Regions from separate parts of the Homo sapiens genome. Here region 2 is linked to region 1. A link is an interaction called in ENCODE POLR2A ChIA-PET data of the cell type or tissue named here. Cell type or tissue: GM12878. All regions are shown on one strand. Links, peaks and the distances in the headings refer to the core of each region. The heading gives the core; the rest is flanking DNA.

Region 1 (4,061 bases), core at 786-3,285:
GGGGGCTTTCTAATCCACCAGCTCCACCCTACCTGGGAATAGGAGAGGAAGACTATCTTGCTCAACGCTCATAGGTAGTAGAATGAAGGGTTGGGTGAATGATATGCTTGAGGATTCTGAACTCCAGGAAACCTTCTCCAGTTCTTAGACATGAGCATCCTCACGTCCATCCATTAGCATCTGTGTAGGACATGAGAAAGGAGTACATACCTGTTGGCAAAGATTGGGCAGCAAGCCTTGTGGACCAAACTGGGGTTACTCTCCAGGAAAGAGCTGGAAGGAAAAGGGAACTGTAAACCATGTGTTTTTTAACAAAGGAAAAGTGGCAAATGACATAGGCTGCAAGGCAGACTGTGGTAGACAACATCTCAACCCATCCTAACCCAACTCAAATCCTCTGGTGGGAGCATCCTCAACAGGTGTCACCACCATTATGGAAATCACTACCTCGGCTTTAGCAACTGAATAGTTGCTGCTTTCATTTCTCAGTGCATCAGTGCATTTGAAACATGGCATGAGTAATGACCTTGAGTGCCCATTCCTACTACCCAATCACATGCTCATTTTCTGCCATGACTGCTTGTCACGCACCAGATGGAGAGCAAGTGAAACAACAGGGCCTTCTAGATTCTGAATTGGCAAAACACATTCAGCAAGGAAGTAGAGTTTCATCTTTTTGGAGAGACTGGCAACTAGGCTGAAAAGGGAAGGTGGGGATATAAATGAAGGTAAAAAAGTAAGAATTCTTACAGATCCATAAAAATCCACCTCATGTGAGAGCATAATCTTCTCTTTATATCTTTCTTCACACCCTGGGCAACAAATATTTCAAGACTTAAACCTGGGAATAAATTTACTTGCTTTCTCTTCTCTCAGATACATGACATTGCAGCTCAGAAAGGGCCACAACAATGCACCTCTTCTCAGTCAGAGAAGCTTAACAAACCTCAGTGAGTCTTTAACTCCTTTCGACTAAAGAAAAAAACACAATGCATTTTGGTTGTATTGAATTATCTACCTAAGCCCACGTCTCTGGCTTGCTTCCTGCAAGATCTTTGTATCTTCCAGGGCACTAGAGCATTTCCTAACACCATGGAGAGGCTCACTGAGGATGTTTTGGACTCACCAACATCAAACTCCGGAGTCCTTTCTCTACCACTACCAGTGGGATCCTCAGCTTTGTATCATGAAGCCACTTCCTAAAGTTAAAGTACTTGCTTCAGGAGTTAAGGAATGGGCTTGGGGGCTGAAAATCTCTATGAAAATCTTTCAAGCACTTAATCACTTGTTTACCAAGGGGAGCCACAAGTTGTCTGGCAAGCAGACCACAGTGCTTTGTGTAAACCTGTCTCTCCTAGAACAGGGAAAGAGGAGACAGAAATAAGAGTGGCCTGACAACACTGCCACAGCCCCCAAAGAATACCTCAACATTTCCTCAGGCCCTCAGTGGCAGAGCGTGTTTCACAGAATTAAAGGACAAGGAAGACGCTTTAGAAAATGCCATCTAAACCATTTCTTTGAGGGAGAAGAAAATTAGGTTCAAAGAGAGTAAGTGTCATATTTACATAAATGCCTCATCAATGAGCATAGAAGCCATATTCCTTAATTTCTAGCATTCTGCTCTTTGTAATTCAACACACTGACTCAATTAAAAAAAATTCTAAGCTGTCAGATACTTAAAAATAGTTATAGGTTAATTGAATTAATGACTAAATGACAGAATGGAGGGTTTATAATATGTTTTCCAATTCCTCTCAGATGAAAATATCATACTACATTTGTTTAACTAAAAACAAAACTCAACTAAATATAATTTTAAGCAAAATAGTCAATGTTGGCCAAAATATCACCTGAAACTTCTCAATGTCACTTGAGACTTGTCAGAGAACCAGACTTGATTGCTATATTAAGTCAATTGACTAAGTTTAGCCTGCTGAAGTAGCCTTTATCCTCTTTGGTTTGCAAAGAAAAATCTCATGATTTAGCATGAACGGCTAAAAATAAGCTGCAGGTTTCATTTTCCGTTGTTCAGTATGGTTTTGAAACTAAAAGGTGCAAAACTACGAGATTCACCAACGACTACGGAAAGTCAGCGATTAAAATTGTCACCTTTCTAGCACACGATCCTGGTTGCCAACTCACAGCCAGGCCCGAGAAATGAGCACCGCTGTCCCTCTCATCATGGTCTCTTGAGTTGAGTCCCTCTAATAACTAAGGCACAGTTGGAAGCTGGAGGCTGAGGCCAGTCCTGGGGTAGCAGTGGATTGTGAGTGTATTGTCACATCCGGACAGGATGCCGCATAGACTTCAGCCCATATGCTCAGCCTCCATCTTAGGTGATGCTGGGGACTCCTCTGCAGAACCTGGGAGTAAATACAGCTCGAGTTTCATTAAGATAGGGCTCCCAAGGTGGTGAGTGCAGCAAGTCCCTCTTGACCTAAATGCCCATGGCCTTGTGCAATTCCATACTGCCAACCCAGGCAGCTCACAATAAATTTAATTTCAAAACTGTCTTTCCAGGGCCAAGTCTGGCAAAAAGGTATTTGACAGGGACGTAAATGCTTCAAAGAGAAGGCAGCCATCTCACTCTGTAGCATTCAGCTGTGGCACAAGGCCCAGAGACAGCAGCGCTGTTAAAAGAAAGCCCTCAGCTGAATGAGATTGAAAGGGGGCAAAGAAGGGTTAATCTCCTTCCATTAAAGGAGGGCCCATTTGGTGAAGGTGAAGAGTGTAATCTGTATGAAGAGCAGAGCAAAGAGCCATTCCAGAAAAGAAATTACTGCACAGGGGCGAGAAGGATGATTTGTCCTTGATTTTCACCATGAGACCATTTCTTAGATCTGAATCTACCTAGCTTTGAAGTTATGGTCTCAGGGAGGGGTAAATGGGGCACATTCACATTCATTGCTGGCATACTTGAGCTTTGATTCCATCCGAGATGGGCTGTCAGTCTCTGAGAAGCAGAGGGTGCGGCCAAAGCCAGCAGGACATTGTAGACTTCAAACCACAAGTTAGAAGGCGGCAAAATAAATAGTAGGAGTTGCTCATAAAGGGGAAGCCAGGGGATAAATCCCCCTCCTCAAGGTGGGAGAACCCTGTTTTAAACATAGTTTTAACAACTTTTAAAAAGTTTTAATACCTTTTTTGTGAAATAGCATAAGACGTACAAGAAGTTATACAGTGTCTACTTTCTCCACCTTCCCCCAGTGTTGTCTTACATCGCTGTAGTACTTGGGCTAAACCAAGAAACAGATGCTGGTATAGTTCAAATAAACGCAGATACAGTCTTATGTGATTTTACCAGTTTTTACATGCACTCTGTGTGTGTGTGTGTGTACCTGTATGTCTACAGTTCTATGCAACGTATCACATGTGCAGGCTGGAGTGATGACCATCACCATCAGAATAGAGAATAGTCACCACCACAGTTCCCTGTGCTCCTCCTCTGATAATCACACCCATCCTGACAACCACTGATCTGTTCTCTATCACTGTAATTTTTTTTTTTTTTTGCTTGTTGAGACAGGGTCTCGCTCTGTCACCCAGGCTGGGGGTGCAATGGCAAAATCATGGCTTACTGCAGCCTCAAACTCCTGGGCTCAAGCAGTCTTCCCATCTCAGCCTCTCAAGTAGCTGAGACCACAGGTGCACGCCCACATATCCCGCTAGTTTTGTAAATTTTTGTAGAGATGCGGGTCTCCCTGTGTTACCCTGGCTGGTCTCGAACTCCTGGGCACTCCTGCCTCAGCCTCCCAAAGTGCTGGGATTACAAGCATGAGCCACCGTGCATGGCCTATCACTGTGATTTTGTCAGTCCAAGAACGTTCTCTAAATGGAATCATGTAGCATATAACTCTTTGAGATTGGCTTTCAGCATAATGCCCTTGTGATCCATTTGAATTGTATGTAAAGAGCACATGCCTTTTTATTGCTGAATAGTATTTCAAGGTGTGGATGTACCAGTGTGTTACCCACTAACTTGCTGAAAAACATTTGGCTATTTTCCAGTTTTTAGGTATTACAAATAAAGCTGCTATAAATGTTCATGTAAAGTTTATTGC
Region 2 (4,061 bases), core at 552-3,051, 160 kb before region 1:
TTTGCAGTTTTACAATTTTAACATATATACATTTTATTACAGAAATCGTATGCTAACACAACTGTCTCTCAGGAAATGTCTGGGATCTATTCCAGTTCTAAGAAATAAAAACTATGACAATAGAGTAGAAAAAGATAATCATTTTGTTTACAACTAAAATCATAGTATTATAGCAAGTCAAAAGGATATTTAATGAGATTCTGCCAGAAATCATTATTATTGAGTCAGAGCCTACCTAATATGTTCATTACTCCCACTGACTGGTAAATAAAACATTCCTTAGGTATTAATCAACAATAACACAATTATATATTAACCAGGTCAAGAAAAGTGTGAGGACAGAACAGGCAGACACAAAACACATACTGTTAGGGTGGAACACTAAATTAAAAGGCATTATGAGTTAAATTAAGGAAATTATAATTTCTAAACTGTAAAACACTAACTCATTATATACTTTAACAAGGAAATACATACTATCCTTAGCAAAAGAAATAAATCACAAAATAGGGTACATACTATAATGTTAACTTATAAAAATAAAAAACATATATGTATAAAATTACAAGATCATCTACCAAAATGTTGATAGAAGATACCTTTGGTTGGTGAAATTTCAGAAGATTTTCTTTGCTTTTTTGCTCTAGATTTTAAAAGTTCATACTACCAATTTAATTTTCAGATTTTAAAAGTATATACTACCAATTTAATTTTCAAAGTTTTTACTACTACTGTGTTGTTCTTAGTAAAGAAAAATAAAGTTTTAAATTATTTAAAACTGCTTTTCAGTTTTAGAAACTCAAATCAGTGAACATTTTAGAATACTTTTTAGTCTCTTTTCACACAAAAGTTCAGTTTTACTTATATCTGTAATCATTTAATAGATTTGAATTGCAGCAAAACAAGTTTGTGTGTGTGTGTGTGTGTGTGTGTGTGTGTTTTGTTTTTTGATGGGGCAGTTATGAGCCCAGCAAACTGACATTCTGTAGCCTCCCTTGAGATCAGGGATAGCCATATGATGTAGTTCTGGCCAACAAGATAGAAACAGCAGTTGCTGGCAGGGAATCATACTTCTTCTCTAGAGGAAATATACCATTCAGGCCCTCAAATTATCTCCAATATATTTTATATTTTATTCTCCAGCATTCCATTAAAAATTACAGAATATGCCAGAAGATCAAAAACCAAGAGAAAAAATGAGGAAAGCAGTGGACTTACAAGAGACGCAGATATTGGAATTGACAGAATTTAAAATTGCTTTTTTTTTCTTTGAGACAGAGTCTAGCTCTGTCACGCAGGCCAGAGTGCAGTGGCGTGATCTCAGCTCACTGCAACCTCTGCCTCCCGGGTTCAAGCGATTCTCCTGCCTCAGCCTCCCGAGTAGCTGGGACTACAGGCATGTGCCACCACGCCCGGCTAATTTTTGTATTTTTAGTAGAGACACGGTTTCACCATGTTGGCCAGGCTGGTCTTGAACTTCTGACCTCAAGTAATTTTCCCGCCTTGGCCTCCCAAAGTGCTGGGATTACAGGTGTGAGCCACTGCATCCAGCCTAAAATAGCTATTTTTTAAAAGACATAAAACAAAATGAAAAATCCAGCAGATACCTGGAAACTATAAAATGAATGAAATAAAAAAGTTAGAACTAAGCAATAAACCAAAATGAAAATGTATTTAGTAGCAGAGTAGCCACAGCTGAAAAGAGGACTGGTGAAATGGGAGACAGGTCAGTAGAAAATATCCACAATGAAGCACAGAGAGGGAAAAAGCATAGGAGACATATGAGACATGGTGAAATGGCCTATTATTCATGTAACTGGAGTCACAGCAGAGAAGAGAAAAAAAGAACAGGGCAGAAAAAAAAAGGAGATAAGATAATTGCCTGGAATTTTCCAAAACTGATAGAAGACAAGCCACAGATTCAAGAACTCCTAGGGACAAATAAGAAAAATAAAGAACCTACGAAGAAGTAACATTAAGAATCCAACAAGGAGGCTGGGCGCAGTGGCTCATGCCTGTAATCCCAGCACTTTGGGAGGCCAAGGCAGGCAGATCACCTGAGGTCAGCAGTTTGAGACCAGCCTGACCAACACGGAGAAACCCCGTCTCTACTAAAAATACAAAATTAGCCGGGTGTGGCAGCGCATGCCTGTAATCCCAGCTATTCGGGAGGCTGAGGCAGGAGAATCACTTGAACCCAGGAGGCAGAGGTTGTGGTGAACTGAGATCACACCATTGCACTCCAGCAGAACTCCATCTCAAAAAAAAAAAAAAAAAAGAATCTAACAAGGTACTATGTTTGATAATAAACATGTAATGTGATTTGGTCTACAACTGCATTCTTATTATTCAATCTCCTAAAGGAAGCTCAATGACAGTATACTTTTCATGTATGTCAGAAAATGTTGGAAGATCAGATACCTTGCACTGTATTATACGTCTTTAATAAAAAATAAACCAAATTCTTGGAAGGTATTGCTCTATATGACTTCCATAGCACTGACTATGTTAGGCTGATACATGCAGTTATAATATCACATTATCTTATATTAAGGGGCATTCTGAGGAACTTACACTACTCTCGTACTGATATGGTTTGGCTGTGTCCCCACCAAATGTCAACTTGAATTGTATCTCCCAGAATTCCCATGTGTTGTGGGAGGAACCCGGGGGGAGGTCATTGAATCATGGGGGCCAGTCTTTCCTGTGCTATTCTCGTAATAGTGAATAAGTCTCACAAGATCTGATGGGTTTATCAGGGGTTTCCGCTTTTGCTTCTCTCTCATTTTCTTTTGCCACTGCCATGTAAGAAGTGCCTTTCACCTCCTGCCATGATTCTGACGCCTCCCCAGTCATGTGGAACTATAAGTCCAATTAAACCTCTTTTTCTTTCCAGTCTTGGATATGTCTTTATCAGCAGCGTGAAAATGGGCTAATACAGGTACTATTTGAAGATTTAGTATTTTATACGCTAACTTTATTTCAATTAATTTTACAAAAATTTCACACAAAAATATCTGTGATTATTTCAATTGTGTATTACATATATTCTTGGTACCATATAGAAGATACTGTGTAAATTTCTGCATACAGTTTGGGAAAATAAGATGAACAGAGGTTGATATGGCTTGAATGTTTGTCCCTCCAAATCTCATGATGAAATGTGATCCCCAGTGTTGGAGGTGGGGCCTAGTGGGAGGTGTCAGATCATGGGGGTAGATCCCTCATGAATGGCTGAGTGCCACCCCCTTGGTGATAAGTGCGTCTTGCTTAGTTAGTTCATGTGAGATCTAGTTGTTTAAGAGTCTGGGACTTCTGCCTTCTGTCTCTTGCTCCCTCTCTCATCATGTAATATGCCTGCTCCCCGTTTACCTTCCACCATGATTGTAAGCTTCCTGAAGCACTCACCAGAAGCAGATGCCAGCACCATACTTCCTGTACAGCCTGCAGAAGAACTGTAAGCCAAAATAAACCTCTTTCCTTTATAAATTACTCAGCCTTAGATGTTCCTTTATAGCAACACAAAAATGGACTAATATAGAGGTATTTGAGCAAAACATAATACATGCACTTAAAATCCTCTCAAGTCTAAACTTTATTTTGTTTTTATCACAAAACACTAAATTTTAACAACCATTTCCATATAAAATAACTCAGTATGTTTCAACTGGTAAAAAATGTTTTTACAGGCATACCTTGGAAATACTGTCTAAGGGTCCAGACCACTTCAATAAAGCAAATATCTAAACAGAAAGTCACAAAAATTTTTTGGTTTTCTAGTGTATATAAGTTACATTTATACTATATTGCAGTCTATTAAGTGTGCAATATGTCTTAAATAACAATATACATATTTTAATTTAAAAATATGTTATTGCTAAAAAAGGCTGTCATAGAGAAATGAGGTGAGCATATGATGTCGGAAAAATGAGGCAGATAGATTTGCTTGACACAGGGTTGTCACAAACCTGCAATTTGTAAAAAATGCAGTATCTGTGAAGCACGACACAGTGAAGTACAATGAAAGAAGGTATGCCTGTACATGAGGTGAAAAATATCCC

The links. Peaks named below come from ENCODE experiments on the same cell type or tissue, not always from the same donor. Only the 100,000 strongest peaks of a DNase experiment are listed, where the experiment ranks them.
Region 2: POLR2A ChIA-PET joins it to region 1 with 5 read pairs; 3 of 35 experiments call an interaction of 5 or more read pairs at or near these places.

What each region holds. Positions count from the first base shown.
Region 1 is chr3:141,377,637-141,381,697 of GRCh38, reverse strand. It overlaps ZBTB38 (zinc finger and BTB domain containing 38), which reads right to left. Exons shown (of 6, transcript NM_001376113.1): 3 at 211-273. Among named protein-coding and RNA genes, the nearest start is that of ZBTB38, 11 kb to the right of the region's middle. RefSeq lists a silencer at 1,831-1,880 and enhancers at 2,011-2,100, 2,131-2,280. In GM12878, for the core only: no CTCF peak of the experiment used is centred there; a DNase peak (open chromatin) is centred at 2,017; H3K4me3 peaks cover 1,083 bases; H3K27ac peaks cover 2,500 bases.
Region 2 is chr3:141,534,979-141,539,039 of GRCh38, reverse strand. The region is part of intron 4 of RASA2 (RAS p21 protein activator 2); the gene reads right to left. Among named protein-coding and RNA genes, the nearest start is that of RASA2-IT1, 12 kb to the right of the region's middle. In GM12878, for the core only: no CTCF peak of the experiment used is centred there; no DNase peak of the experiment used is centred there.